Linked DNA regions of Mus musculus: region 2 is linked to region 1. A link is a loop called in an ENCODE intact Hi-C map of the cell type or tissue named here. Cell type or tissue: left cerebral cortex. All regions are shown on one strand. Links, peaks and the distances in the headings refer to the core of each region. The heading gives the core; the rest is flanking DNA.

Evidence for each region. Peaks named below come from ENCODE experiments on the same cell type or tissue, not always from the same donor. Only the 100,000 strongest peaks of a DNase experiment are listed, where the experiment ranks them.
Region 2: it touches region 1 in a loop (2.5-fold over the local background); 6 of 42 quality-filtered maps call a loop at or near these places.

Annotation. Positions count from the first base shown.
Region 1 is chr7:134,478,493-134,494,376 of GRCm38, forward strand. It overlaps a transcript of D7Ertd443e not described here. Among named protein-coding and RNA genes, the nearest start is that of Gm35970, 76 kb to the left of the region's middle. In left cerebral cortex, for the core only: no CTCF peak of the experiment used is centred there; DNase peaks (open chromatin) are centred at 7,808 and 10,883; H3K27ac peaks cover 241 bases.
Region 2 is chr7:134,556,340-134,572,223 of GRCm38, forward strand. No RefSeq gene overlaps it. Among named protein-coding and RNA genes, the nearest start is that of Dock1, 110 kb to the right of the region's middle. In left cerebral cortex, for the core only: a CTCF peak has its summit at 10,173 (motif pointing left); DNase peaks (open chromatin) are centred at 9,831 and 10,184.

The sequences.
Region 1 (15,884 bases), core at 4,521-12,520:
GGAAACACCACCATATGTCCATTATTGCTGCTGCTTAGTTAGAAGCCCTACTTCTTGAAACTGTTATTCTAAACAATGGTAAAACCATGCAAAATTACAATTCCTTTCATTTCTCAGGTTCTAAGTAATTTTCTGTGCTTCCTACAGATGGTACCCAAACAGATCTTCCCAGAGTGGATGATTTCAGGCCTACTAACACGAAGTCAGAAGCAACCCCTAGCCTAGTTCATACACTCAGTGCATCCCTGCACTCTAGGACCCCAACTTCCCTTTCTGTGGCTAGGATACTATGTCCACAGGTGTGTGATGTATGTTTGCCTAATAGACTCAGTGACAATTCCTCAGTTTTGCAAACATCAAGCCAACAATTTGGACACTGAAACTCACACCACAGAGGAGAAGAGGGTAGAAAAAATGGTTGGGAATCTCCAGTTTAAATATAACCCAGCTGCTACATCCCATCTCCTCAGCTGCCTCTCCAGACAAGTATGTGTTGTGGTCACTTTTCTCATTGAGTGACACAATGCTAAGAAAGTCAACTTAGATGAAGAAAGGCTTATCTTGGCTTATAGTTGGAGGAGATGCAGCCCATCATGGCAAGGAAGACAGAGCAGCAGGAACGTGAGGTGGTTGAACACATCACATCCACAATCACAAAGCAGACAGGGATGAGACTGTGTAGGAAGAACAGCGGACCTCACTGGTAAAGCAGTGGCTGCCTGCACACAAACGTTGGCGGGTAGGAAGCCACAGAGGCAACTCCTGCATGAGTACCTAATTGAAGACTGCCTGAGAGCCTAAAGATTGGTGACACAGACAGTGCCAGCCAATTGGGAAATGCCACTTGAAAGACATGCTTACATGGAACCAATGGGACATGGGTGGAGAGTATAAAGGGTGTCCCCAAGAACTCATAGACAAGCTTGCTGCAGCCTTCTCACCTGCTCCCAGAATATGAGCCATTTATTTCGCATTACCTCATCTCCAACCCCCAAGAGCAAGTAAGGTGAGGCGGTGGGTGGACTAGGGCACAAAGGAGAATCACTGGTCCTCTTGTTCCCCTTTTTAATTCATTTACTAGGTTCTCCAGGCCATGTGATGGTATCATCCACATCCTGGGTGGCTCTACTCTATTCCCTTAAACCCTTCTGGAAACACCCATCTATAAACGTATGACATAAGTATACAGCGAGTCTAAATCCAGTCAAGTTGCCAGTAGTGATTAGTCATCAGAGCAAAGGAAAGACTATCCCAAGTCTACTTGTAGCCCAAAAAACCTAAGACCAAGTGGGTAGGTTTGGGGCTGGGTCTTATCATTAGGATAATGATGGATGTTGTTAGAGATGAACAGCATCTCTTTCTAACACTAAACTATCATTTCTCGGGAACACAGAAAGTTCCACTAGAATTGAAGACCCAGAAATGAACCCACACACCTATGGTCACTTGATCTTCGACAAGGGAGCTAAAACCATCCAGTGGAAGAAAGACAGCATTTTCAACAATTGGTGTTGGCACAACTGGTTGTTATCGTGTAGAAGAATGCGAATCGATCCATACTTATCTCCTTGTACTAAGGTCAAATCTAAGTGGATCAAGGAACTTCACATAAAACCAGAGACACTGAAACTTATAGAGGAGAAAGTGGGGAAAAGCCTTGAAGATATGGGCACAGGGGAAAAATTCCTGAACAGAACAGCAATGGCTTGTGCTGTAAGATCGAGAATTGACAAATGGGACCTAATGAAACTCCAAAGTTTCTGCAAGGCAAAAGACACCGTCAATAAGACAAAAAGACCACCAACAGATTGGGAAAGGATCTTTACCTATCCTAAATCAGATAGGGGACTAATATCCAACATATATAAAGAACTCAAGAAGGTGGACTTCAGAAAATCAAATAACCCCATTAAAAAATGGGGCTCAGAACTGAACAAAGAATTCTCACCTGAGGAATACCGAATGGCAGAGAAACACCTGAAAAAATGTTCAACATCCTTAATCATCAGGGAAATGCAAATCAAAACAACCCTGAGATTCCACCTCACACCAGTCAGAATGGCTAAGATCAAAAATTCAGGTGACAGCAGATGCTGGCGTGGATGTGGAGAAAGAGGAACACTCCTCCATTGTTGGTGGGAGTGCAGGCTTGTACAACCACTCTGGAAATCAGTCTGGCAGTTCCTCAGAAGATTGGACATAGTACTACCGGAGGATCCAGCAATACCTCTCCTGGGCATATATCCAGAAGATGCCCCAACTGGTAAGAAGGACACATGCTCCACTATGTTCATAGCAGCCTTATTTATAATAGCCAGAAGCTGGAAAGAACCTAGATGCCCCTCAACAGAGGAATGGATACAGAAAATGTGGTACATCTACACAATGGAGTACTACTCAGCTATTAAAAAGAATGAATTTATGAAATTCCTAGCCAAATGGATGGACCTGGAGGGCATCATCCTGAGTGAGGTAACACATTCACAAAGAAACTCACACAATATGTACTCACTGATAAGTGGATATTAGCCCCAAACCTAGGATACCCAAGATATAAGATATAATTTGCTAAACACATGAAACTCAAGAAGAATGAAGACTGAAGTGTGGACACTATGCCCCTCCTTAGATTTGGGAACAAAACACCCATGGAAGGAGTTACAGAGACAAAGTTTGGAGCTGAGATGAAAGGATGGACCATGTAGAGACTGCCATATCCAGGGATCCACCCCATAATCAGCATCCAAACGCTGACACCATTGCATACACTAGCAAGATTTTATTGAAAGGACCCAGATGTAGCTGTCTCTTGTGAGACTATGCCGGGGCCTAGCAAACACAGAAGTGGATGCTCACAGTCAGCTAATGGATGGATCATAGGGCTCCCAATGGAGGAGCTAGAGAAAGTAGCCAAGGAGCTAAAGGGATCTGCAACCCTATAGGTGGAACAACATTATGAACTAACCAGTACCCCGGAGCTCTTGACTCTAGCTGCATATATATCAAAAGATGGCCTAGTCGGCCATCACTGGAAAGAGAGGCCCATTGGACTTGCAAACTCTATATGCCCCAGTACAGGGGAACACCAGGGCCAAAAAGGGGGAGTGGGTGGGCAGGGGAGTGGGGGTGGGTGGATATGGGGGACTTTTGGTGTAGCATTGGAAATGTAAATGAGCTAAATACCTAATAAAAAATGGAAAAAAAAAGAAAGTAAAGAACAACAGTGGAATGAAATTGATAGAAAGAATAATAAATTATTTGAGGAAAAAAAAAAAAAAAAGAAAGTTCCACTAGGGGGCAGGCAGTACATGGGGTGGGGTAGCTGGGTCATCTTGGACCACCATTTAGCAAGGGCTCTCAGATGCATGATTGATCTTTACCGGTGATACATATTTGTTTTCAATCTCCTGAAGTCTTTTTGCAACAGTAATTAACGTCAGACAGTGTATTTTCTGGTTAATGCAACCTTGGCACCTATAATCGCTCAAATCTGTGCTTTCTCTCTCCACCATGACTCTGTCTCCATGCTCCGTCTCTTCGTGTTTACTTCTGCTTTAGCTTTTCCTAATCTAAAATAAATCAGCATGAAAAGCATTAGATTTTTTCATTTAGATTCTCAATTGACTTTTATTACCGAGATAATTCCCCTTATCTGATTGCAAATGGGGGATTGTTCCCTTGTTAGGATCTGAAGGAAGATGGTGAGGTTCAGCCTCTCCTTGCGTTTCCCTCAACCTTCTTTGCAAAGGTAGAAACTGGCAGGGCTCCAGCTTGGGAAGGCATCGAATCAGAGGGGTAATCATCTCCATCACCCGTCCTCTTGGAGGCAGGCACATTAAAGTCTTCAGGCTCTTCCGCAGCTACCTAATGAAAAGTGGTCTGCAAAGAACACAGTTCTTCTATCTTCCCACCGGGGAAGATAGCTCCAGTCTGTTAACAGGTAGAAATGACAGCAGCCAAGAACAGAACGATTGACTAGAAAATTCTATACAAGTACCAGGCATGTTGGTCAGAATCATTTCAAAGTGCGGGTATGTCAATGACCCTGCTACAAGGTCAAGTTTAACTAAACGTCTGTATTCAGGTGATATTCCCTGATTTCTTAAGTATTTTTTCCATCATGTTCCACCATGTTCTATCATGTCTGCTATTATTCTTCTACTTTCTCCTTACTTTCCATGAGATGATGGCTATGGCTCTAGGGACAGAATCTGTTTCTTGTACCAAGAGGAAATTTTTCTCCCAGTAATCATTTAGTACCACTTCCTGCTTTCCCCAGTGACTGCCTCCTCCCCCCAGCCTTACAATGGGAACTACATGAGAATCAAATACAGCGAAGTCACTTTGACTTTGGAATATCCCAGAAAGTTCTGAGAGTTCAATAGCCCTTTCCAATCTATGACTAGTAACTCAACTGTTGCTGTTTTTCTGCATTCAAAGCAACAAAGACAAAAGTCTAAATCACAGAGGAAGATAAGGGCTATTCTAAGCCCTTCACTGATCTGCCTGCATGGAACTCCTCCTCTGGCCTGAGCAGCAGAGATTGACATCTTAAGCAAGTAGCTGCTTGAGTGGTGTTTGCTTGTCTTGGTTTTGTGTGTGTAAAAACCAGATTTACAGAAAGCAATCTAAAGAGAGCCCTTTTCATACCTGACTTCAAGTTTTTTGAGAATTAGGGGGAGAGATACCTTCTACTTATTGGAGGAGGCACAATTTGGTCCTTAATGGTTTTTCACAAGAAAATGATTGCAGCTGTGTTCCAGAGGGCTTACCAAGAACCGAGCAGTGCTAAATGCTTCTGAGGTATTATATGATTTCCATGGCAACCCCAGAAGAAAGGGTTTACCACAACTCCATCTTCACAGCAAGGAATAGTCATTTTTAATATTGTTGTTTGTAACAATGTCAGCAATAGTGTGGTCTATAGTGAAGTATTCTTGAGTTCCTACTGTGCACCAAACTTCATCTTGAGCTCCTTCTGCATGTAACTGTATTGCAGTCCACGACAGCATTACTTGAAGGCATCATGCTGAAAATCTATAGTGTAGAAAGCCACAATGCAGTGGTGAGCTCTCTGAAGCAACAGATAATGGAGAAATTAAAAGCTGATGGGCAGTTTCAGAATTAATTCAGGCCAGACTAAAAGGCAAACTTGCCTATAACAGGACTCCAAAACATCCAGCCTTCTGCTGTCTCAAGAGAGAAAGATTGATTTGGCGATGATGATAAGAAGTTGCCCTGGAAACTTGGAGTGATGGTTCATCTTGACTGTCAACTTGACTAGATGAAGAGGCTCCTGGAAGATTTGTAAGCACCCTTCTGGGCAGGTCTACAAGAGCATTTCCAGGGATGATTAAATCATGAGGGCTTGACCTACTAAAGAGTTTAATCTAGTGTTGAATATAAAATATGGCTAGATTGTCATGTGGTGGGGAACTGATTGGAGGAAGTGGGTCACAGAGGTGGTGTCCTCAAGGGCTATATCCTGTCTTTGGCTTCTGTTAATCACTTTGCTTTGCTTTCTGGGTGTCCTTATGTGAGTCTCTGCTCTGCTATGCCCTTTCCATGATCAACCAAGACTTCTGAAACCTGAACTAAACCAATCTTGCCATTCCTGAATTCTTTCTGCTGTGCATTTTGTCATGGTGATGATAAAACGAACATACTTGAGGTTTGGGAGGTGGCTCATGGCATAAAGTGCCTGCCACATGAGTATAAGGACCTGATTTTGTGTCCTCAGGACTCAAATTAAAAGCTGTATGCAGCAGCCTTGTCCATTTGTAATACCAGGGCCCAGGTGATGGGTATAGGAGTGGCTTGGGGCTTGTTATTAAGCCAGTCTGGCTGAATCAAGAAGTTTCATGTTTGGTGAGAGACCACACCTGGGTCATGGTGGAGGGCAGGAGGTTTCTGAGAGCACAAGACAGGAAACTTCAGGTTGGTGGAAATGTCTCAGATCACAATTTAGTGCTGGTTTCATCACTGTCTGCATCTGCCCAAACAAAATGAACTATGCTCTATTTAAAATCCATGAATATTGAGGTATGCAAATTTTATTTTTAATAAGGATGAGCTTTTTAAAAAAAATCATATCCTGAATAAGCTCCGATTTAGCTCAGGGTTGAATTCAACCAGCATGTCTAATAAGAAATAAACCCAGTCAGTAGGTTGCCCTTGGGTATCTTACCACCCACCGGAAAAACCTACAATGGAGGATTAAGATGTGTGCTTAGAGTTCATGTACCTTAAGCACAAGTGAGTGGAAGGCCAGCTTTGTGAGTGTGTGTGGGACCTGTGTGTTTACCCAAGGGTGTATACACAGAAGCTCCACACTGGCTTAATGTTGCCATCTCAAATGATTTCTTATGGTGGTAAAACATATATAGCATAAAATTCACCATTGCAGTTATATATGTGTGTGCGCGTGTGTGCACACACTTTTTCATGTGTGTGCTGGTATACATGTGTGCATATACCCATGGAGGCTAGAGATCAACTTTACACGCCTCCCTTAATCATCCTCCTCAATATGCTTTGAGACAGGCTCTCTCACTGAGCCTTGAGCTCATCAGTTGGGCTAGCCTGGCTAGCCAGGGAGCTTTAGGGATCTACCTGTTTGTAGCCCTTCACCATAGCACATAAAGAGGTTTTATATGGGTCCTGGAGATCTGAACTCGGGTCCCCAGGCTAATACAACCAAGCACTCCATCAACTATACCATCTCCCCAACTCCCATTGCAACCATTTTTAAAAGTTATTAAGATTCCCCATGATGGCATTCAGCCATTATTACCACTGCTACGGTTTGAATAAGAAATGCCCCCCATAGGCTCATGTATTTCAATGCCTGCACTTAGTGGTGGAGCTGTTGGGGAAGTATACAGAGCTTTTAGGAGGTGGAGCCTTGCTGGAGGAGGTATATCACAGGTGCAGGATTGGGGGCTACTGAAAGTTTATGGCTTCAAGCCCCCCCCTCTCTCTTTGTCTCCCTCCCTCCCTCCCTCTCTCCCTCCCTCCCTCCCTTCCTCCCTCCCTCCCTCCCTCTCTCCCTCTCCCTCTCCTTTTCCCCTCCTCCCTCCCTCTCTTCCTCTCCCTTTCCCCTCCTCCCTCCCTCTCTTCCTCTCCCTTTTCCCTCCTCTTCCCCCTCCTTCTCTTTGCCATCAAGATCTTGCCATCATGCTGTCCTAGAACTGTAAGCTCAAATAAGCCTTCTTCTCTAAGTTACTTTTGGTCATGGTGCATTGTCACAGAAATTGAAAAGTATCTGATATAGCCACTATCAGTTTCCAGAATGTTTTCTGCTCTGTACCCATTAGCTAATCCCCCACATCGCCAACCTTCTAGCCTCTGTTCTCCTGTATGCTTATGTGATTTGGGCTATGCTGGCTGCTGGTTAACAGGGATGGAAAGTCTGGCTAACATGCTTACGTTCCTTCCCTGGGTGGAGCAACCACACATGCTGAAATAACTGTAGAGAAAGCAGGGAAGCTGGGAAACCGTAAGCCACCTCTGCAGTCCTTGTGTACGTTCAAGCAAGCCAGGGGCAGTGGACATGGGCAGAACATGACCATGTTCAAGGATAGGAATAAGACAGTTAAAGTTGCTTCTTGCAGCAAGCCCATTATTCTTGGAAGAATGAAGCATATGTGCCCATAGATGAGCTGGCACATAATTGTCACTCTGCTGATTCCACACAAGAGTTAATGTTGTAATTCATATATATCATTTTGCGAAAGTGTCAAAAAAAATTTCACAGCCCAATACAAGCAGCCATTATTCTGAGACTGCTTAGGAGAACCTTCCCATCTGCACTCCTGAATCCCTAGGACAGTGGTATACACGAGAAAGCCATCGGAGTTTGCCATGTCCCAGGGAACGTGTCCCTCCCGTACACCCATGGAAACCTTTCTGCATGTCTAACCTGGCTCATTGCCACTCAACAGGCTGAGTTACTCAGGGACTGGAGAGTAATGTCAGGCAGAGGACAGAGCAGGATCCTGAGAAGCCAATGGGCAAAGAACAGTGCAGAGAGGCTGGTGGCACCCAGGATGAATCAGTGAAAAGATGAACATATTTGCAGCTAAAATCACAGTTTTTACAAACTTCCTGTAAGCACATGGCTGAGTTAGAGGCATCTGGGCCCCTGTGCAGGTGCCCACTCTGTCCCTTGCTCTTGGCTGCAGGCTGCTTCATCTCAGAACAGCTTCATGCCTTCCATAAAAAGCAGCAAGCTATTTGCTATACGCTTTGAGAAACTATCCTGTCCATTTTCCTTCGGCTCTATTTGCTCCTTAGACACATTGTCATTTCCAAATTGTGGGTTTTGCTGAAGCTATTCAATTTTTGTGTTGTCTTCTTGAGACAGAGAGAGGATGTGAATTGGACTTGAGATTATTTCACTATTTTGGAATCCTATTAACAAAAAGGATAATCAAACAGGCAACTTCTGCTTTGTAGCTTCACTTGGGCAAACTAGAGTTGGTACTTAACTGTCCATCATCCTGCTGCCTGTCTGCTCATCACTGAAAAGCCTGAGCGTGCAAGGGAGTCAACTGTTAGCACTGAGTCAGAGAAGACATCGTCTATGCAGTAACTGTCACTTTCCCTGACTTCCCGTTTGCACCCAAGATGCATTTAATGAGCTTTTGTTCATCATTTATTTATGACAGATTCCTAAAGTATCTCTATTCAAGGCCGATCCGGTGTCAGGACTAAGTACAAGGTCCCATGGAGCAAAACATGAAGCCCTTCCTCATGAGGATCACAAGTGGACTCCACCCTGTCCCAGAACCTCCTTTATTTTTCTCTAAGTAAACAAATAATTGAGACTTAGTTGGAAAGCAAAGAACTCAGACAGCCATTAAGATTCCTACCTTCTATGTGAACAAACACCTTGCATACTTACCTTTCCGTGAGTCTGAGCAGTAGCTACAGACAGAGCAGGCTCCAGCTCCTATGGCTAAACTATGTCATATTAGAAAATAGTGTCACTGGTGATACAGAGGTTACTAACTTGTTGTCACCGAATCAGTCGAAATGGAGACTATGTCAGGTGGGCCTGACTTAACATGTGAAATGTAAATAAGTCAAGAGAGACTCAATACAGAAAGATTTTCCAGACGACTTGGAAAGGGCAAACAAGGGACCAGAGATCTCTCCGATGACCCAGGTTGGGTTCCCAGTAGCCACATGGTGACTCCCAACTGCCTGGAACTGTAGTTCTAGGGAATCGGACGTCCTCTTCTGGCCTCTGAGGGTTCCTACATGCATGTGAAGCACGTATTCTAACTCAGATACATACACATAAGTAAATATAAATAAGTAATTCTCAAAGGACAAACTAGTCTCTCTGGCTAGAGCCACATGGCAAGACCCTATAAATGGCATCTGGCAGTTGATCTTTGCCTGTTACCCACAAGGAAATGGAAACTCTGGTCCTGCAACAAGAAACTAAATTTCTTCAATTACCTTGGACGTGGTCCCTAAGCATCTGGTGAGAAGCTGACACCTGTTCAGAATGGTGAGGGCTTCTCTGTACAGAGGACCCATCTAACACACACTAGGACCGGTAGTCTGCACAACTGTCAGACCGACCTGCTACACAACAATCCAAAACAAGTACAGACGGCGCTTGCCAGGGTGTGTTCCTATCTTTTAAGAGACAATCCAAGCTCAAGATGTCTTCTGTCAAGCACTGTGCTGATGTAACCCTGGCCCTAAGAAAGAAAGGTGGATGCTTCAGGCATCAGCATAGGGTGACCACAGGAAAATAACCCACTTTCCCTGGATTGGGACACCCTGGCTGATCTATCCTGTGCACTACCATTGGGGAATATATATGCTTGGCAGGTGGTTCTTTGCATATTCTATTAACTGTAAACATTGGAGCCAGGATCTCCTTATACCTTTCTTCCCCTTCTTCCTTCTTCCCCCTTCTGAGGCTCTCATGATGCACTAGACTCTTACCATTGTCAGACTTATCACTGAGACTCTGCTCTCTGTCTCCTGTGTGTAGTCTCTCACTTGCCTCTCTCTTGATCCCTCTACTTTTTTTTTCTCTCATCCTGAGTTTGGGGGGAAGCTCAATGATCTTGCCTTCTGTAGTATCAAGCCTGCAGCTGATCACACCCAGTAAAGTTTCCAGTCCACTTCCTTTTGTTCCTTCCCCAATCATTCTGCATAGCTTTTTTTTTTTTCATAGATCATCCATTTATCTCTCCAAAATGCTGATGGCTCCCTTTAAATCTAAGGACTTCAAAGGGGAAACAAAACATTTGCAAGATTAGTGGTAGCCTTTGTAAGAGTCCATGTTTGCTAGTTCCACCATTTCAATGAACACCACTATTAACCAGCATTTATATTGATCATGAGTCAGACTTTTGGATTTTTTTGGATGTCTAATAATCTCTGACTGGGTACTAGATATTGTAAATGTTACATTATCCATTGCTAATTTTTTTATAGTCTTGTAAAGAACATTGAACTTTGTTTTGCTAGCCAGTTAAACTACTTAACGAAGAATTTGGTTCTTTCAGGTTGTTTTTATAATTGCAGTGAGATGAGTCTGAGGTTTGGGTCTGAAGACTACTTTAGACACATTTCAAAGGGATGACCTCTAGGGGTTCTACTGAATTGCTCGCAAACTCAACAAGGTCTCTACATTCCACATGGTTGAAGGTCTGAGGGGACAATGGCCCTTCGAGGGTGCTAGGAACCATTCCTCTCACAGCTCAATCAGGAACTGCTCTTTTCCTGGCCAGCCACTCTACAACCCAGCAATGCACAAGTGGGTTTTCAGCCAGACTCAAGGAGACCTGAAGCAACTTTTTGGTGCTATTTCTGTGTTGTCTCCTGCTTCTCAGGGACTGTGACCTCAAATTCTAGCTGTAATTCCAGTCTCTTCAACTGAGAGAGACTGCTGGGCTCTATTTAGGTTCCCCTGACCTGAATAACTACTATTTGGAAGTTGTTAAGTCTTTTTGCCAGAAACATCTTCTTCTTACCCAGTTTTAGCCCATGCTTCACTCTTCCCACTGAACCTTAAAATCCTCCCAGACTTACAAGAGGCACATGGTCTCCATCTCTGAACACCCCTGTTGGGTTCTTTACATTCACGCTTTTGTGTAGATGTTGACCAGCTGCCCCACCAGAGGATGAGCAGGCATAAGAGCCTGACTTTACAGCTGTGTTCCCAGCAGTTCCTGGCTCATAGGGGAATCTGGTTATATATTTTATTATTTTATCTTACAACTATATAAGAAAGTCATATATAAATTTATTTATGCTAGAGATGTTAACACAATTTCAAGCTTTGTTTTGTAAGAATTCTGTAATTTTGAGTTTATTTGGTTTCATGTGACTAGACTTTAGAATATGTGTCTTCCTCCCTAGTATTCTCCTTTTTAAATGAGGTTTAGTTATTTTTATTTCATGTGTCTGAATGTTCCCCTACATGTATGACATGTAAGCATGTGCATCAGATGTGCGCAGTGCCTGAGAAGGCCAGGCCCCCGCCAGAATTGCAGTTGCTGATGCTTGTGAACTGCCATGAGGGTGCTGGAAACTGAACCCACATCCTTTGCAAGAGCAGCAAATGTTCTTAACTGCTGAGCCATCTCTGCAGCCTCCCTCATTAGCACTTGCAAAAGACATCTTTATCATGTAAGGAATAAAGCCCTCATAAGCCAAAATCAATAATATCAAGTACCTGGACTCTTACAATGTTCCACATGGAATTTAAGTTGCATGCCTCCATATTGAACTTGTCCAGTATTGAACTTGTCCACAATTGTAATTATAGTCTCGTGATCCACTGTCCAACTACCAGAAGATATGTACATATGAGTTACTAGTATTGGTTACATAATTTTATTATTTTCATTTATGTTTTTATTGTATGGGTGGGGTGTGTCAGAGAACAGTCTGCAGGAGCCAGTTCTCTCCTTCCATCATGTGGGCTCCAGAGATCAAACTCAGGTAGTCAAGTTGCCAACAACAGCCTTTATCTGCAGAGACATCTTAGCAACCCTGGTGTTTATATTTTAACATAGAACATTATATGTATATGTATATATGTGTGTATATATATATATACATGTGTATATATATATATGCATGTGTGTATATAGATGTATTATTATTATTAATAAATTTACATATATAATATATGCATGTGTATATATACACACATACATGCACAGATAGATAGATAGATAGATAGATAGATAGATAGATAGATAGATAGATAGCACCAAAGTTATTTAGATCATTCTACACAGCACCTAAAGTAAGGGTTAGCAATTTCAATTCGCAAATCAAATGTAGCCTGCCACCAAACTACCACATTTACTATTAGAAATAATTTGCTGAACTCTATGCTAAAGCTGTGAGAGCTGTCTAGAATTCTAGATGGACTACTTACAGTAGAATCAGCATGACAGAATTTGACTTTCTTTTCACACATCATAAACATTATAGCTTTTAAATACTATCACCTCCTTGGAAAACAAACTTCTAAAACGCTATGTTTAAACTATCTCATGTTTTCTGCTGGTTGGTAGATATTTTAAGGCAAGCCTGAGTGTTTTCCCTTCACTTCCTATGCTCACTGCAGGAGAAGAAACTGGGGCAGCAAAATTAGAAGGATGAAAGTTCCAGGCAAACAGAGAAGACCAAGAATCATGCCTGGGGAAGGAGGGCAGTGGGAGACCCTGACCTGGCCTCTGCCATCAGACCCTGTGTCTATGAGGACTCCTGGGTCACCTCTCTGGCATTTGCTGTCAGGAGGGGAACCTTGCCTCTTTCTTTTCTCCTCCTGAGCACCACATGAGAAACACAAACTTCAGAGTAGGACATCACGAGGCCAGAGTTCTCCTATCCGCACTAGTTGTGACACTTGCATCAACTCTCTGAGCCTGTCAGAATTTTCTCTTTGGAACAAAGTAAAAATGGGGCTCATGTGTCTCACACAGCTGTGGCGAAGATGAATGAGGCTTTTCAGGGATCAGCCACACCAGTCTCCTTTGTTCCATCTCTGCCTCCACTGAGGTACACACACACACACACACACACACACACAGTGATCCTGGCCTGGCCAGCTGATACACCTCCCCCACTCTTTGCACACCAGTTCTCCCAATGGAGTGAGTGGTTTCTACTGGTGTTTTTGTTGCTTTCCACTGGGTCCTGTGGAGACAGGATGGGTCTAGAACTTCAGGCCACGGCTTCATGTTTAAAGTATAGTCCTGCCAGGACCAGAGGTGCAGCTCAGCAGTCCTAGGCTTAATTCCCAGCACCACACATAGACAAATACGACAGCCTGTAGATTTCTGAACTAGCCATGGACAGTGGAGGAGGGAAAGGTCTGAAGTGGAAACAGAATGATCATCTTGAGTTGCTTGACCTGGATTGCTCGAGTCTACGTTACAGCAGGAGTCACCAACATGCTATTCCAGCAAAAAATAAAAAATAAAGTAAAGTAAAAAAAAAAAATCGCTCTGAGGCCAGGACTTGAGGAAGCAAACCAGGATTCCTAAGACTTTGATCTGGCTCAAAGTCAAAGCTATCTTGTCAGCTGGGCTAGATGTTGGGTGACACTGCCATGTGCCTTTTGATAACCAGGAGAAGAAAGCTTTTGTTTCTCTACCTTTTGGTCTTTTGTGACCTCTTCACTCCATGAAACAAATCATCATGAAGCCTGAGCACTTAGTGTTTAAGTGCTTTTATTTCTCAGATCCTTAAGACAGAGCCCAGTCACTTGAAAGTCTTCATCACAGCCCATAGTAAAGGCACCGGGGAGAGGGTTTAGCTTGTGAAGCGCTTATCTTGAAAACATGAGGATCTGAGTTGGATCCCTAGAATTTATTTTTTTATGCTGGGCATTATAATATGTAGTTATAATTCCCATAATGGGAAGATGGATACAAGTGGGTCACTGAGGCTCACTGGCCAGCTGCCCTAGCCTACTTGGTAAAGCCCAGGCTAGTAAGATGTGTCCAAAAGCAAAATAGATGGCTACAGAGGAATGACAACTCACCTTTGACCTTCACAAGCACCTGCACACACACACGTATTTGCATGTGGCATGAACATGCACACATACATACATATGTAAAGACAGAGACAGACAGACAAAGACAGAGAGACAGAGAAAGGGGGAGAAGAGAAAGCAGATTTTCTCAGCCATGGTACAACACAAAACCAAAGCAAAATAAAAAAATAAAAAGGTAAAAGCTGTGACACTATAGGGTTTTTCCCCCATTGTACATCCAGCAACACAGGCCTATGATCCCTGACAGAGGAAAAATGAGAGAAGACCATCCCAATTTTCCCTACATGAGGGGGCTTTCAGATTGCACCACTCAGGAAAGTCAGAGATTTCACTTAGCACAGGAGACATAGGCAGGACTCAGGTGGCAATGACTCAGGTCATTGACAGAATTCATGAAGAGTGGGGACTGTAAAAATAGAACATGTCAGCTGACCGCAGGAGACCCCTCAAGGTTTCTGACCTACATCTGTTTGAGAGAAAACTATCTGATAGCAAGAGAAAAGAAATTCTGGAGAGGGGCAGGTCAGGAGGTCATTTCCAGACCTTGAATACATGGAAAGAACTCATATTCCCACCAGTAGGCAGGTCTCATCACATCTGGGAAGTCAGACTCCCCAGAAAGGCTGTTTCTTTCTTTTTTTTTTAATTTTTTATTAGGTATTTTCCTCATTTACATTTCCAATGCTATCCCAAAAGTCCCCCATACCCTCCCCCCCACTCCCCTACCCACTCACTCCCACTTTTTGGCCCTGGTGTTCCCCTGTACTGGGGCATATAAAGTTTGCAAGTCCAATGGGCCTCTCTTTCCAGTGATGGCCGACTAGGCCATCTTTTGATACATATGCAGCTAGAGTCAAGAGCTCCGGGGTACTTACTGGTTAGTTCATAATGTTGTTCCACCTATAGGGTTGCAGATCCCTTTAGCTCCTTGGGTACTTTCTCTAGCTCCTCCATTGGAGACCCTGTGATCCATCCAATAGCTGACTGTGAGCATCCACTTCTGTGTTTGCTAGGCCCTGGCATAGTCTCACAAGAGACAGCTATATCTGGGTAGAAAGGCTGTTTCTTTTTTTTTTTTTAATTAGGTATTTTCCTCATTTACATTTCCCAATGCTGTCCCAAAAGTCCCCCATACCCACCCCACCCCCCCACACACACACACACTCCTCTACCCACCCACTCCCCCTTTTTGGCCCTTAACTGGAAAGTATGTCCTAAAATAGGACTCCTCCCCCTCAGTACTATGGGTATTTTAGACTGGTGTGATCTCCATTGTTAGAAAGGGGGCTGGGCTGTATGTTGTAAGAAATTAACATCATTTGTGCTTGGGAAAGAACTCAGTTAAATGCATGCTGTGAGAAGCAAAGCTTGATCCCTAGAACCTATGTACAAAGTTGGAATGATGGCATGCTCTTAAAGTCTCAGATTTCAAGATACTGAGAAAGGTAAGTAAGTTCTCGGGGCTTGCCAGCCAAGGCCAAGCAGTGGTTTGCAGGAGAGAGAGAGAGAGAGAGAGAGAGAGAGAGGAGAGGAGAGGAGAGGAGAGGAGAGGAGAGGAGAGGAGAGGAGAGGAGAGGAGAGGAGAGGAGAGGACAGGACAGGAGAGGAGAGGACAGGAGAGGAGAGGACAGGAGAGGAGAGGAGAGGAGTCCTGCCTCAAAAAAGCAAGATGAATGGCATCATCCAAGTTTGACTTCTGGATTCCATACACATTGACACGTGTGTACACAGCATGCACACACAACTTCATATGTATACAGAGATGCTGGCAGCATCTATGACCTCTGCCCATTCGAATCACTGGCATCCTCCTCCAAGCTTGTCATCAAACATG
Region 2 (15,884 bases), core at 5,338-13,337, 79 kb after region 1:
CTGCTGAGAGTCATTCTCAGATGAGCCAAGCTGCAAAGAAGACTCTCAGACGAGCTGTGCAATCTGAAAGAAGCAGAGACCTGGAAGAGGTTCAGACCTCACTTAGGACAATCTCCACCCTGTTGTAGTGCAGTGGGCACATGCTCCAGGCTCCCAGCTTTTGTGAGTTGTAACCAGTGTCGTGGTGGGCTTTAGTGCCTTTGAGTCATTTCTGTTCCTATAAGTAACCTTGCGCCCACAGTCCTTTAAATAGCCTCAATAAAACTCATTGGTTCACCAAATTGGATTTAAATGTTGTCAATACTTTGGTCTGCCATAGACTCCCTATCTGGGGTGTGTGTGTGTGTGTGCGTGCATGCATCTGTGTGTTGTCTCTTCTTAGGAAAAGACTATAATACAACAAGGTCTAGAGAGCATAAAGACACAGAGGGAAATGGAAAAGGAGGAAGAGAGATTCGCTCATACCTGCAGGAAATAGACCTGGTCTGAGTAGTGAATGAATGGATGTAAGCTGGGATCTGAAAGGGGGGAACAGCAAGGAAGGCAGCATCAGGACACCCAGCAGACAGGAGCTGAAGCATAAAACCAGTAAAGAGATGTGGACTGGGGAAGAGAAGCAAGGCTCCTTTGAGGAGACCAGTGCTTAGAGAGTAGACATGCTATGCTTAGAAGTCAGCCAGTACTTAACAAAGGAGCCTATGTGTGTGGCTCAGCTGCCCTCCTACCACAGGCTCGTCCTTACCAGACTTCCTGCTAATACTTAGCACCACCAAAGCAGCCTCATACTGAATATTTGGGGTACAAGACCATTTAGGGTGGTTAGTGTTGACTGTCAACTTGACAGGGTCTGGAATCAGCTAGGAGACTAGCCTAGAGACACACCTGGGAAGGGTTATTTGGTCCCTGGGCATTCTTGTGGGGATTATCTTGATCATGCTAATGACATCTAATGAACCATCCTGAAAGTGGGCAGCCACACTCCCTAGGTTGGGATCAAGGACTTTGTTGGAGAAAGAGAGCTGGGCAGCAGCATGCACTCATCACTTTCTGGTTCTTGGTTTGTTGGCATGATGTGATCAGGTGTTTCCAGCTCCTGCTGCCTTGACTTCCCCCGCCATGATGGACTGTACCCTTGACCTAGGAGCTGAAAACGCCCTTTCTCACTGAAGTTGTTTTTTGCCAAGATGTTTCATGATAGCTGCTTGTAAAGAAACTAAGGCAATAGTTACCTGGGAAAGGCCATTGTTACCAGCTCCATGTGTCTGTAGTGTGAGCCGTGGACAAAAGGAGACGTACACAGTACTGCTTCTCTTCTTGGGGAATCAAACTGCTTATTCATGTCCTGAGTCCCTGATGGTCCCTTATTACACACTCCATTATCCACACATTCAATTAGGAGACATTTATCTTCTATTTTAAGGAATCGTGACAACTCATTATAGAAAAGAAAAAAAATAAGACTAGGCACACTTCGTGATTTTTTTTCCCAATTAGATAGTGATGTTGGTGGATAAACTTAAAAGGTGTTGGGGGTGGGGGGATACCGGCCTTCTTCTGACCTGGGTTCTCATGGGGTTTTCTCAGTCTTTGAACAACAGATACTGGGATAAAATGAACGATGCAAGGTGAGAGAGAATGGTATACATTACCAGACCTTAAGGTTTTGCCAAGACAATTGTTTGAGCCACTATCACCACTCAACAAAAATAAAGAAATTAGGCCTGGGAATATGACTCGGTGGGTAAACACTTGCTACGAAAATGTGAAGGCTTGACTTTAGAAACCCAGAACCAGTGTAAAGCCAGAGCCTCTGAAAATTCTAGCATTCCCACAGTGAGATGGGGGTCAGAGACAAAATCCCCATAAGCTCACAGAGCTAGCCTGACATACGCAAAAGAGCAGAAGGGCTCTATCTTCTCAAACGGTTCTCTGGCATTCACATGTACAAGGAGCAAGCATGAACCCACTCCCACCACACTTTAAAATAATTTCAATTTTTTTTAAAAAAAAGGAAATTCTCTTCTATTCTATTTAATGACAACTTTCTAGAAAAAAAATATGGACATGGCAAGAAGGATTTTAGGAGTCATACAGTGCAGTTGATTCCACCGCTAACTGGCCAAATGACTTAAAGCAAGGCATATGCCCTCTCTACGATACATTTCCTCCTCTGTAAAATAAAATAAACCTCACATCACAGGCTGTCATGAAGGTTAATTGTGTACTTTACGAAACTGTTATGACAAATTCTAGCAAGAGCAATTATGACTTCTGTTTATTTGTTAAATAAGAGTTTGGGTATGGATATGTTATTAAAAATAATTGTGTCTTTTAAGCTTGTTGCAACTACCAATTATGTGCTTTTCTTCACAACTCCTGCTAAATAACCTTTGAAAACATTCTAACAAATGAATCGTATTTCTGTTTTCAAGTGCCCTCAGCCAATCATTCTCTCTTCTACTTCTGAAGATTGCTTTGTAAGCCCACATCTGTCATGGGAATATCCCTTACCTGACTGGAGGGTTTACCATATACATGACCAATTTTCAGATATTTTATATTCTTCAGGGCAAAGAACACATAAAGCGAAAAGACGAGAGTCTATCAAGTAAAAGCACAGAAGTCTATTTGTGAGTCTGAAATCTCTATGGGTTATTTGGTGGTTGATTGAATGTGTCAAAGCTGCCTGACAGGGTTGGATTCCATAGAAGTACATTCATTTTCACCCTGGGCAAGGGATTCCCATTTGTCCAATTCTGTTTGGAATCCGAGCAGCTCAGTGCTGACGAAACCGGTAACAAACAGAATGGAGAGTGCAGGAGGAATCAGTCACTCGTTCTCAAAGACTGATAATTATGAGCAGCTTCTAGGCCTCCAGCAACTAACCCTGTTCTCTGCTTTGTGCCTCCACAGAGTGCCACTGTAGTCCACAAATGCCCAGAGCCCATGTAGAATCAGATGTAGTGGTATACATCTGTAATCCTAGAACTTCTATTGGTCAGATGGAAGTAGGGGGTAGAATGGGCTTCTGAAGAAAAGCCAGACACTCCCTTTGAGGGGAATAGTACAGGACAAGCAGCATTCAGTGTGACTCAGCTTCCCTCCCATCACCGAGCTCTTGCTCACCAGACTCCCTGCCTACACTTAGCACCAACAAAGTGACTGTCTTGCTGAATCCCAATTTAAGGTACAAGACCACTGTGAAGGTTAGCGTTGCCTCTCAACTTGACAGGAGCTGGGAGCACCTAGAAGGCAAGCCTGCAGGCACACCTGGGAGGGCTTCTCCTCTCCTGCTTTCTCTTCTTGCATCTCTTTTCTACCCTTACAGTTTTTCTAAAGATTACTTATTTTCACTGATGTCTATGAGTGTTTTTATTGTGTGTATGTGCACTGAGCACATGTCTAGTGTTTGCAGAGGCCAACAGAGGGTGCTGGATCCCCAGACACTGAAGTTTCTAACAGTTGTAAGGTTCCATGTGGGTACTGATAACGGAATCCAGAGCCTTCATATAAATAGCAAGTGCTATTCAAGTCATCTCTTCAGCAACTGTTTCCACAGATTCCATCCTCCAATGTCCCAATTACTTCAAGGGTAGAGGGGGAAACATAGGGGATGTTGGCACAGGATGTGGTCCTGAAGAATCTTGAGCTGCTGCCATCATCATGTTTAGGTCATTATGCTGGGCAGTTTTATGTCAACTTGACACAAACTATAGTCATCTGTGAGGAGAAGACTTTAGCTGGTAACATGCTTCTGTAATACCTGGGTGTAAGCAGGCCTTTGGATATTTTCTTAATAATGATTGATAGGGAAAGCCAGCCTACTGTAGGTGGTACCATCGCTGGACTGGAGGTTTGGGGTTCTATAAGAAAACAGGCTGAGCAAGCAAGAAGGAGCAAGCCAGTAAGCAGCATCCCTCCATGGCTTTTGTATCAGCTCCTGCCTATAAGCTCCTGCCTGCTTTAAGTTTCTGTCCTGACTTCCTTCAATGATGAACAGGGAGGTGGAAGTTTAAGTCAGATAAACCCTTTCTTCATCAAGTTGCTTGTACACATTGTGTTTAACCACAGCAGCAGAAAAATAACTAAGACAACCATCATCTCCCTTAGCCCCAGATTTGATATCTCTGTCTTCGTGAGTCTTGGTAGCACTGACAGACTGAAGTGTGTTTAGAGCATATGGAGCGTATGGAGACATTTAGTGATCTGCACTGTAGCTCAGGGTTCAATAGTACAGAGTGACCCTCTTGTCCTTGGCCTTTATGCTAAATGAAAGTAAGAATTAAAATTCAACTCTTTCTTCCACTGCTTTCTTTAATGAGAAAAACAAAATTGAATTTGAAGTAGATTAAATAACTCATTTAATCTTGCTCGAGGTGGAAGGCATTTGTGAGAAGTGATGACGTGTGTTGAACCATTTAAAGGACTCAAGGCTCAAGTCATTTAATAGTCAGTGGCACACAGGGTCTCAAACAGACTGGAAGTTCCTGCGTGCTATGGACTTTCTATTATCTCCTCTGTCATTCACACCATACAAAGGATCAGAGGACTGGAGACCATAAAAAATGTCCTCTGCACCAAGACAGCTTAGTTGGTAAAGTGCTTTGCAAACGTAAAGGCACAACTTCAGTGCCAGCAACCACGTAAAAAGCAGAACATGCTGGCAATGCAGATCTATAGCCCCAGTGCAGGGGAGATGGAGGCAGGTGGATCTCTGGAACTCACTGGCCAGCCAGCCTAGCCAAGCAATCTGTGATTTTCAGGTTAGTTAGACCCTGTCCCAAAAGTACATCTGAATGGTGCCTGAAGAATTACACTGAAAGCTGTCTTCTGACCTCCTTATGCATGGGCACATGCTTGCATGAGCACCCACACATACACAGGCAACCTCCATGAACACATACATACATGCATACATACATACATACATACATACATACATACATATTCAATAGATGCCCAAACTTTAACAGGCAACAACTCCAAATACATACTTCTCAGGCTGCTTCTTGAGAGAGCCTCCTCTTTAGGACCAAGGCAGCCAGGAAACACTCAAATCTACATACTGAACAAGTTTCACACCTGTCAGAGGGGACCCATAGGAAATGCCACCAGCTTCTGAATAACAAGGTGCATCCTTTAAAGGTGTCCATGTCCTCGGGACAATATATTGGTGATCAATTTATAAAACAAACAGACCTAGCAGGAAGAGGGATTCCACAGTGCTAGTCCTTCCTGCATTCCATCCACCCCTAACTTCTCCTTGGCTACACACAGGCCTTGACATGCTAGAACCGCATCCATACACATGGCAATCTCTATCAGTGTTTTTGGACAAAACTGGACCAAGTTTAGAAAATTGAAAATGGCTTCACTTAGCTTTACCTTTGAGTTCAGTATCCTCTCAATGGCTTGGGGTGCTTGAGGAGGTCTGAGAAAGCATGTGTCTCAGCAGCTATAAAATACTTTACAAGCTAACAGAGCTAAGGGTTTGGAAGAAGCTATCTCTACAAGGGCAGAGGTCAAAGGTAGGAATGGACTATGGACCTACAGGAAGAACAGATTCAAGGGAGGACACCCATTCAGGTTTGGGAGTGCCTTGTCCTAGGTGTCCATCAGACAGGTGGGTGGAGCAGGAGAATAAGAATTCTTGGCAGATGCCTCCATCAGAGCTTTAGAGGTGGGTGTCATTAGGCTGTGCTGCATATTACATATATGTACAGACAAGGTGCAGATTCTTATCCTGCTTAGGACCAGAAATACCTCCGGACCATGTACCATTACCATAAACATTAAACCACTACAGAAGTTATAATTACAGAGAAGTCTCTTGGAAATATCTCGAGCTTAACAAACCCTTTAGATGAATTTTGTCAATCATTTATTTCTTTGAATTTCTTGAAAGCTCATGGTGACAGCAAATGACCACAAATGCATGACATTCATGGATCTTTCCCACCAGGAACCCAAAGGGACTTGCCTGTCAATCTTTCCCTGTCGTGGACTGACTGTTGGGATGCCTGAAGCTCTAGGTTCCCAATCAGCAGCCTTTAGATTTCTTTTCCTCTGTGGCTTCTATGGTTGACACTTCCTAAATGAAAAGTATGTCTATACGGGATGGTTGGTTGTAATATAGTATTAAAGAAAGGGCATGCAGGTTTGAAAGTCCATCAAAGTTGCCTGTGTCTGAAGTGTTCCTGGTGTTCTTGACAAAAGATCAGAACGGCAGAGAAATTAGCTCAGCGGCTAACATCTTGAAATGGAGACTCACAGGCATGGAACCAGCTTCCCCAGGGCTGCTCTTTATGCTCAATATACTCCCTCCTCAACAAGGAACCCCAACTGGTTTTCATGAATGCAGGACCACCTTGATCTAGGTCTCTGTGAGTTCCCTTAAAGGAATGACAATCATTCCTTAAACAACACACCAAGAGATCACAGATCTGAGTGGGGCTTCACTAAAGCCAGTGCGGACTCCTGAGGGCATGAAACACACTTTCATAATTCCCACTGACAATACTGTGCCTGGATGATATTGTCCCTGCCACTCTGCTGGATTTGCTGTAAAGAAAGCTCCTGGAAGCAGGATGGAGTATGTGGGGGGAAGGGGAGGTAAGCCATCTATTCTATGGAGAGAGCCCCTATTAAGAGTATCTGGCTTGAATACATTTGTCTATGGGTTGAGCCTCTCAAAGTAGGATTTTAATAAATCACTATTAATCCATTTATATAATCCACTACTTGTGGCTTTCTATAGACAACATAATTTACCAAGAAGCTGCCCTGGAGTATTAGTAGGGACCGGAGTAAAAGGTGCTACAGATGTCAATATCAGCTTTGGATACCTAAGAGCTCATGAATACAGCTGCTGGTTAGACCCTGTAACTGTTCAGCTGGCTGACAGGTATCCTTCTTTACTTTCTATTGTTGTGAGAAGGACCAAGACCCAACGCAGCTTGGGAAATAAAGGGTTCATTTGGCTTATACATCTGGATCATGATCCATCATTGAGGGGAACCAAAACAGGATCTCTGGCAGGCCAGGAACCTGGAGGCAGGAACTGAAACAGAGAGACTATGAAGGGATGCTGCTTGCTTCTGGGGCTCACATTTACTACCGTTTTTATTCCTACTAGGACTACCTGCCCACAGTGACCAAGCTCTCCTTCATTGATTATTACTCAAGAAAATGTCCTCATAGACTTGCCTATAGGCCAGCCTAATGAACAGACTTTCTTAACTTTCTTTTTTTTTTTTCCAATTTTTAATTAGGTATTTTCTTCATTTATATTTCAAATGTTATCCCAAAAGTCCCCTATACCCCCCACACTCTCCTACCCACCCACTCCCACTTCTTGGCCCTGGCGTTCCCCTGTACTGGGGCATATAAAGTTTGCAAGACCAAGGGGCCTCTCTTCCCGATGATGGCCAACTAGGCTACCTTCTGATACATATGCAGCTAGAGACACGAGCTCTGGGGGTACTGGTTAGTTCATATTGTTGTTTCACCTATAGGGTTGCAGACCCCCTTTAGCTCCTTGGGTACTTTTTCTAGCTCCTCCATTGGGGGCTCTGTTCCATCCAATAGCTGACTGTGAGCATCCACTTCTGTGTTTGCCAGGCCCCGGCATAGCCTCACAAGAGACAGCTATATCAGGGTCCTTTCAGCAAAATCTTGCTGGTGTATGCAATGGTGTCTGTGTTTGGAAGCTGATTATGGGATGGATCCCCGGGTGCAGCAGTCTCTAGATGGTCCATCCTTTCGTCTCAGCTCCAAACTTTGTCTCTGTAACTCCTTCCATGGGTGTTTTGTTCCCAATTCTAAGAAGGAGCTAAGTGTCCACACTTTGGAATTCGTTCTTCTTGAGTTTCATGTGTTTTGCAAATTGTATCTTGGATATTCTAAGTTTCTGGGCTAATATCCACTTATCAGTGAATACACATCATGTGAGTTCTTTTGTAATTGGGTTACCTCACTCAGGATGATACCCTCCAGATCCATCCATTTGCCTAGGAATTTCATAAATTCATTGTTTTTAATAGCTGAGTAGTACTCCATTGTGTAAATGTACCACATTTTCTGTATCCATTCCTCTGCTGAGGGACATCTGGGTTCTTTCCAGCTTCTGGTTATTATAAATAAGGCTGCTATGAACATAGTGGAGCATGTGTTCTTAACTTTCTTAACTGTCACTCTTCCCAGATGACTCCAACTTGTGTAAAGTTGACAAGAAACCAACCAGCACAGTTGAGTTTTAGTTTTGGTCTTCTGAAACGTGGCCTGGTACCAGCAGGCAGTATGAGCACATGGGCATATGGGGTTTCTTGGGTTTCTTTTTGTTTATAGGAGGTAGGGCAATTGATGATGACTGTTAACTGGAGGAAGAGACAATATATGTCACATATTAAAGAAGGTAAAAGCAAAATTTTATGAAAGCAAAATGTAGATTGACAAGTATGAATGTGTGTATGCGCATGTACACAGGTGTGTGTGTGTGTGTGTGTGTGTGTGTGTGTGTGTGTGCATGTGCATGTGCACATACACGATTGCACCAAGGAAGAAACTCTTCCTCTAGAAGAATCAACTTCTCTAATGTAGTGTGGGGTCTGTGCTTCTTTGCCTAGAACATAGGCTCTGTCAGCGCAGGAGAAGAACCAAAGATGCTATAGAGATATTTCTTATTAAAGGACCAGGATGACAAGTTTCCAAATGTAAACTGTTTTTGTTTTGTTTTGTTTCTTGTAAGTAAAAAACATTTAGCTGTATTGCCTCCATTGGTGATCAGGACCAGCCTTTCATGGCCAACCTCAACATTCATGGTTACTTTTCTCAGTGTTAAGATCTCTTCCTCAAAAAAAGGGGGGCATCTCTTCCTCTTCAAAATCTATCTACTGGATAAATTGGGTCTGTTTTGGCCAGCCCACAAATAACTAAATGCCCATGTCCTCTGAAAGGAAAAGCATCAGCCCAGGACCCCCAAATCCAAGTTCTCAGTAAAAGGATATTTAGTCGCCCCAGGAGGCAGAGTGCAGGGATAAGGCACAAAAGCAGGAGATCGAACAAGAGAGAGAAGGGGAGGGAATAAAGGAGAGGGGAGAAAAGGAGAAAGGAAGAAAGGGATGAGGTGCTTGACCCAGAGTGAGACGAAGGGCTAGCTCTGGATAGAGGACCCAGACATGGCACATAGGAAAATGGCAGTTTATAAAGAGACAAGGGGAAACCCCATGTTAGGATAAGGTGTTTATTTTTGGTTGGATGTGTTAATTAGGTGAACCAAAGGGGCTTTTGATTGCTGGACTTCAACACTTTGATAGCTGGACCTTGATAGTCAGTTTGGTGAGAATATCAAACACACCATATGTCAACCCACATAAGGGATGGAGCACTGCCTGGTAGCCTGGCCTCTCCTGTCTCAGAACCAAGATACACACTACTGTCCAGCTTCAGCCATCCATGCCCTGCCTCCACTCTGGGATTCATTACAAAGGATGCTGCCCAGGCAGCATATGAAAATCATTGAACAAACTACAAACACACTGGCCCAGACTCGGCTGGGCTATCCCTTCTGTGAGGCCCAAATCACCTTGCATTTTCCAACATCACAATCTTGGTCAGAGGAATTTCAAGCCAGTTACATTTGGGCAGCTAGAGATAAAAGTAGTTTCCATTACATAATACAATCTTTCACTCCCCAATCCCAAGCCCTGGCTCCCCTTCCACTTGACTGAGCTACTGACTGGCACCTGAACACTGCATTTAACTAAACTCAGCAAGGGCCAGAAGGCAGAGGATTCGGCTCACAATTCCAAACCACCCACCAACCTTTCCCTGACACCACTTATTATATTTTAGTGTCGGAATCAATTGAACAGTGGGTTCTAAAGAGAACAACGGAATGCATTTGTGCTCTGGGAAAAGACAGCTTCAGCCATAGTCATCCATCACTGTAAGATACAAGGGGGAATGCCTTCAAGAGGCTCATTTTTTTTTTCAACTGCAATATGCCAGCAGAGCGCATACGGATTCCATAGCATGTAGAAACCACAGAGATTTATCCTCACAAAGCAGTGTCTGAGCCAAAGGAGACCGTAAATCTCAGAGAAACTACCTTCCTCTGTGGAGAAGGTGATGGGGCCATTTGTACCTCCAGGTACAAACCACATAAAGGTTAGAGTGCCCCCTGGTGGTAGCTGCATTTATTTGCCCTGTGCAATGCCTGCTTCTGTTCACTTCCTGGGAAGACCAAGGCACACTCCAGTCACACTCAGTGCACCCAAGCTAGATGTCCCAGGGAGTCCAGAAGTCCACAAAAGTACATGTGCCCAGTCCTAAAGAAGAGACTCTGAGATGAAAATCAAAGCAACTGACGTATGACGTAACACCAGGTGGAAATGTCAGGTATGCTCAGACACCGTTCCCTTGTGTCACACTGAGAATTGACATCTGGCAGACGAGGGAAGAGGACATGCAACGTTTTCATGGTTTACACCCCTGATCTGCTGAGAAAACACAATCAAGAAATTATCCAGGGCAAAGAATATAGACCTAGGAGTAAAGGGAGCTAAGGTAGGACATGGCATAGCCACTTGATGGTCAAATGACAAGGGTAGAGTCACACAGAGTCAGTCTACAGCTTGCCAATAAGTTCACTCAGCTATGAGTGTCCTGGTTATATTTGAACTCTGTTTAGTTTTGTCAACTTGACACAATTATCTAGAATTATCTGAGAATTATCTGAGAAGAGAGAACCACAACTGAAAATTGTGGTTCTCCATTCAGGAGGACATTTTGTTAATTAGTGATTATTCAAGAGGGTCTGGTCCATTGTGGATGGAGCCAACCCTAGGCCCTGGTATATATAAGGAGGCAGGATGAGCAGGTTAGAGTGAATAAGCCAGTAAGCAGCATTTCTTCATCTGCCTCCAGATACCCCTGCATGATGAAATACAAGCTGTAAGATGAAATAAATATTTTCCTTTCCAAGTTGCTTTTGGTCATAGTGTTTATCACAACAACAGAAAGAATAACTAAGGAAGATGGGAGCATAGCTGTAAAACAATAGCTAGCAAAAAGCAACATAAGGGAAGAAGGGTAAGTGTGGCTTACAGTTCAAGGGACCAGTCCATCATGGTGAGGGGAGCATGGCAGCAGAGCAGAAGATCAGCTGGCTCCGTTGTACCTACAGTTAGATAGGAAGTATTCCTAGGCTACAGAGCTTCCAGCAAGGCTCTGCCTCCCAAAGGTTTCACAATACTCCCACAGTTTGTTGCCAGCAGGGGACCAAGTTTTCAACCATATCAGCCTACAAGGCACATTTCACATTCAAGCCATAATGGGATCCCACCTTATGAAGTCAGTATTCCAACCAAGCAAAGCAGCATGGGAAAGGGCTCATTGCAGAGTCTCTTAGACAGCAGGCAGTCCCTACATGGGCATTGCACTGAGAGTGAACTGCAATGTACACTATTGTACAACCTTGATGTCGCTCGGTGAGACTGGAAGGTAACAGTCATTTTAAAATTACATTCATGTTATCAAACTCATGTCCTCTTTCCTCTGAGACCCCAAAATAAAGAGAGATAAAGATGAGCCATCGTATGCGCCCCTTATTTTTTTCTTTTCCAAACTTTCTGTCGTGGCTATTGTACTATTGCTATGAAGAGATACCATTGACAGAAGCAGCTGTTATAAAAGGAATTATTTAACTGGAGGCTTTCTTACAGTTTCAGAGGATTAGTCCACTATCATCATAGTAGGAAGCAGATAGGCGTGGTACCAGAGCAGTAGCTGAGAGCTTTATATCCTGATATGTAGGCAGCAGGCAAAGAGAGAGACACTAGACCTGGTGTGAGGTTTTGAAACCTTAAATGCACCCCCAAGGGACACACTTCCTCCAGCTAGGCCACACCTTCTAGTCCTTCTCAAACAGTTCCACCAACTGAACACCAAATTGTTCAAATCTATGAGCCTATGGGGGCCATTCGCACTCCCCTCCAACTCAGTGATCTCAATCTAAATTAACAGACTTCTAAACATGTTTTTGACAAATATCTTGTGGGTTTCCAGTCAGAGAATTCCTATTTTCACCAATCTTACTTGCTCAAAATGATCCAAAGTACTTCCTGTGGTCCAGGGAACCAAGCTTGTGACTATCAATTTTAAGATGTCAACGATCAAGGCTTATATGAGTCATCAATTCAAAGTCTGAGATCCTACATGTCACATGTACTGTAGTGTCGCATAAAATGTACCGGCACTTTGTATATTGGGTGGGGGTGGTAGTTACATAGACCTACACAGATACATACACCACAGACAAGCTCTGGACATCATGCCAATGTCAGCACCCTGTAGTGACATTGTACTAAAGTTAGATGAGGTGTTACCCTTGGGGTGTGTGAGTGAATAGTATATGGGACTTATTAATACAGGTTTTATAATTAATGATGAACGTGAATTTTACCAAAATAAAAAACTGAGATAATAACATACCAACAAGTTTGCCCAAAATTGACTGCTTATAGATATAATAATTATACTTTGAGATGATAACATTATTAAGAGCAAGCTATGAACACAAATTAGAATGGTTTATATTACATTTTACATTAAAGTTCAGCACTTTCTCCAGCATCCTCTATATTTGGGTTTTAGTATTTTTTGCATTTTAATCTTGAAGTGAAGATGAGCCTCATAGTAGATGGTAGGCCCTGGTTTAATTAGCTGCATTTCTTTTTTCTTACCGGCGATGGGAAAAGAGTTATGAACAAACTATCTAGGCTTTCCTGAACCCTCTTTAACTTTACTTGAATCTTAGCCATAACAACTGACAGTGTGTAGCTCAGGCTCACATCCCTAAGGTGACCCTACCTCCCTTACTTCGCCTGTCTGAGCAGATCACTAAGGCTGAATCTACTACTTGCTCTGAAGCATACCTGAGAGAGCACCCTACTTAGATGACTGGCAGTTGGCCTAACAGCTTCAGGTAGGATTGCTCTTAGCTCCCTTCTGGAAATTTAGTGTGAATCTAGGACTTCAGCCAAACAACAGCTCAAACAATGTGCTCTGCAGAAGAACACTTTAACGTTGGCTGCTAGGGTGACCATTTGTGCTTTAAACACTGGGATCTGAGCCAGCCCACGTCACAAAGGGAAAGAAGCATGCATAAGGCCCTAGAAGTAACAGCCAATGTGAAGAAGGAACTATAAATGAAAGGAATTATTCTGAGTGCAGTGTTGATGGTTCAGAGTTTGAGAGCGCTTGCTGCACAAGCATGAGGACCTGAGTTCAAATCCCAGCTCCCATATAACAAGCTCAGTATGGTCTGTGCACAGCTATAATCTTAACTCTGGGAGCAGAGACAAGGGTGTTGTTAGAACTTGCTGGATTTTGGCCTAACAAATAAAACAAAACAAAACAAAACAGAAAACTATGAGCTCCAGTTTCAGGGAGAGACCCTGCCTCAAAAGAATATGTTCACAATTATATACACGTAGATCCACACTTAGCGCACACACACACACACGTACACACACACACACATAATGGTTTTTTTAAAGAATATAAAAGTAAAGAAATCATTATCACTCTCAGACATTAAGATTGAGGGCATGCTGTTACTGAAGCACAGGGTGGCATATCCTTCCTAATGAAGGGATGGCCAAGAAGAAACATGTTATGTTAGATAGCCATTTTTATTACTCATGACAGCCATGTTCTGTAGGAACACTGAACCTGTTTTTATTACTCACGATAACCACTGAACACTGACTCTAGACTAAATCACTGTCCCGGAGGGAAATAGAAAGTCGGGTTCCTGCAAGCTCAAGGTCATAGCATTTCAACTGAGCAGCACATGAGCTTGCTTTCTGTGGTTATTTAAAGACACCTTGCCTGATACTTGCTTTCACTTGTTAACACGCGGCTTAGTCGGCAGCAGTGCAAGTCAGGCAGAGTGGGGTTCCTGCATGCCTTCAATGATCCATTTTCATCAACTGATCAGCACATAAGCTTGCCTTACATGTGTTTCTGCTCAAAGACTTCTTAGTGCATTTTTCATTTGTAATGTGAAACACGGCCAACAGTAACAAGCCAGGCCAGATCAGAGCTTTGTCTCATCAACATGGTTTCTCTGGTGAAGCAGTTCATAGTTTTCTTCTGGGTCATTCTGAACAGCAAAACTACTAACTAGGAAAAAAAATCTTCAAAAGATAAGGCACAAATTAAGCTGCATGAAGGGCCCTCATTCACAACAGGAAAGATGAGCACCAGCTGTCAGCTTTGGCTGGATCCAAGCACAATGGCTGACCTCACTGAGAAACATCTCCGCAGATGACAAGGTTAGCTCAGAAGTGTTGATGTGGGCTTATAAACAGATCTTAGAGAGAAGGTGAGTCTATATACACTGAACTTATGGAAAGAAGTTTTTACTATTGCTTCAGAAGGTTAGAAAGTAAGACATCTGGAGCCTCTGGATAATGAGCATCCCACAGGATCTGGACTGGGAACACAGCTCAGTGAGTAGAGAGCTTGCTGGGGATACTCAAAGCTTTGGCTCAATATCAAGTTCTCCTCCCCCTAAATTTCTAATCTGAAGGTCCAAACACTAAACAACAGTCATGGCCCCACCAAAGACTTATCTGCAATGTTCCGGACACTGTTGTTTGTATTGAAGGTGAAAAACAGCAGTATTTTGTTGTAGAAAATTTTAATCCCAATCCAGGGTTTCTACCCCACCTTTGGCCATTTAGTTCCCAGGTAAAAGACACTCACGACCTTAAACCTTAATCAGCACTAGAGCTGGGCAGACGTCTATCCTCTATGCTATTAAAATCTATTTCATATCAACAATCCTGAGTTATTTTTTGCTATGTTTCATCCGGGCTTCTCTTAACTCTAGTTGGCCAGCCCTCAGGGTTGTTTTCTTGACTCCTAACTCATGGTGACTTCCTCTTCCTCTTCACCTTCTTCTCCCCCCTCATGGTTTCCCTCTGGCTCCCAAGCAAGTCAGTGGCCACGTGTCCACCTGACCAGATCATCCTGCTCTCTGCTGCTGCATGCAGAGAAAGAAGGGGAAATTGCTCTTGGTGATTCCTTTCAAATTAATATGATGTGCTTTAATATCCCTTATGACAACATTAGGAACCACACATAAAATACATATGCTGTGTACTGCAATCCCATAGCTGTCTGGAATAAAAGATCCTAAGTAATTATTTGACTTGTGCCCTAAACTAGTCACATTCCCAAGGAACACTCTTGGTGTATCTAAAAAGCACACTAGATTCTTAGACTTGCCCTTTCTCAGGAGAGGACCAGGTGAGCCTGCCAGTTGGAGGAGAACAACTGAGATTATCTGTTGTCAAAGATAAAGTGGAGGCTTTGAGACGAAAAGTGGATTGTGGGAATTATGTATATGTTGCCACAGGCTGGACAGCCTTCCTTCCACTCAGCGTGAAATACCCTCTGATGTCATCAGTGCTGAAGATAAATACTCAATAATTTTTAATGAAGCATGTCAACACTTGTGTCAGCCATCTTGATAGGAAATGATTGTTCTCCCTTTGGCTAGTGCAAGGTGTTACAGAAATTTTCCATGGGTAAAAAGATTCCAAGATAGAAAAATGTATTTGAATAGAAGGGAGAACAAAGGCATCTTTGGCATTTCATATCACACACTGTTACTAACTTTGGGGACACTGGTACCTTCTTTCTTAGCAAAGTATCAAAGACCAGTGACAAATATTGGGGTGGTAAACCTTCCCCCAGATACTGAGGCCAAACTTGCCCCATTTGCTTCAGCCAAATATTACAGCCTGCTGCAGGAAGCGGCAGATATGAGAACCAAGCTTTTCTGCTAAACCAGACACTATGCGGATTTTTCA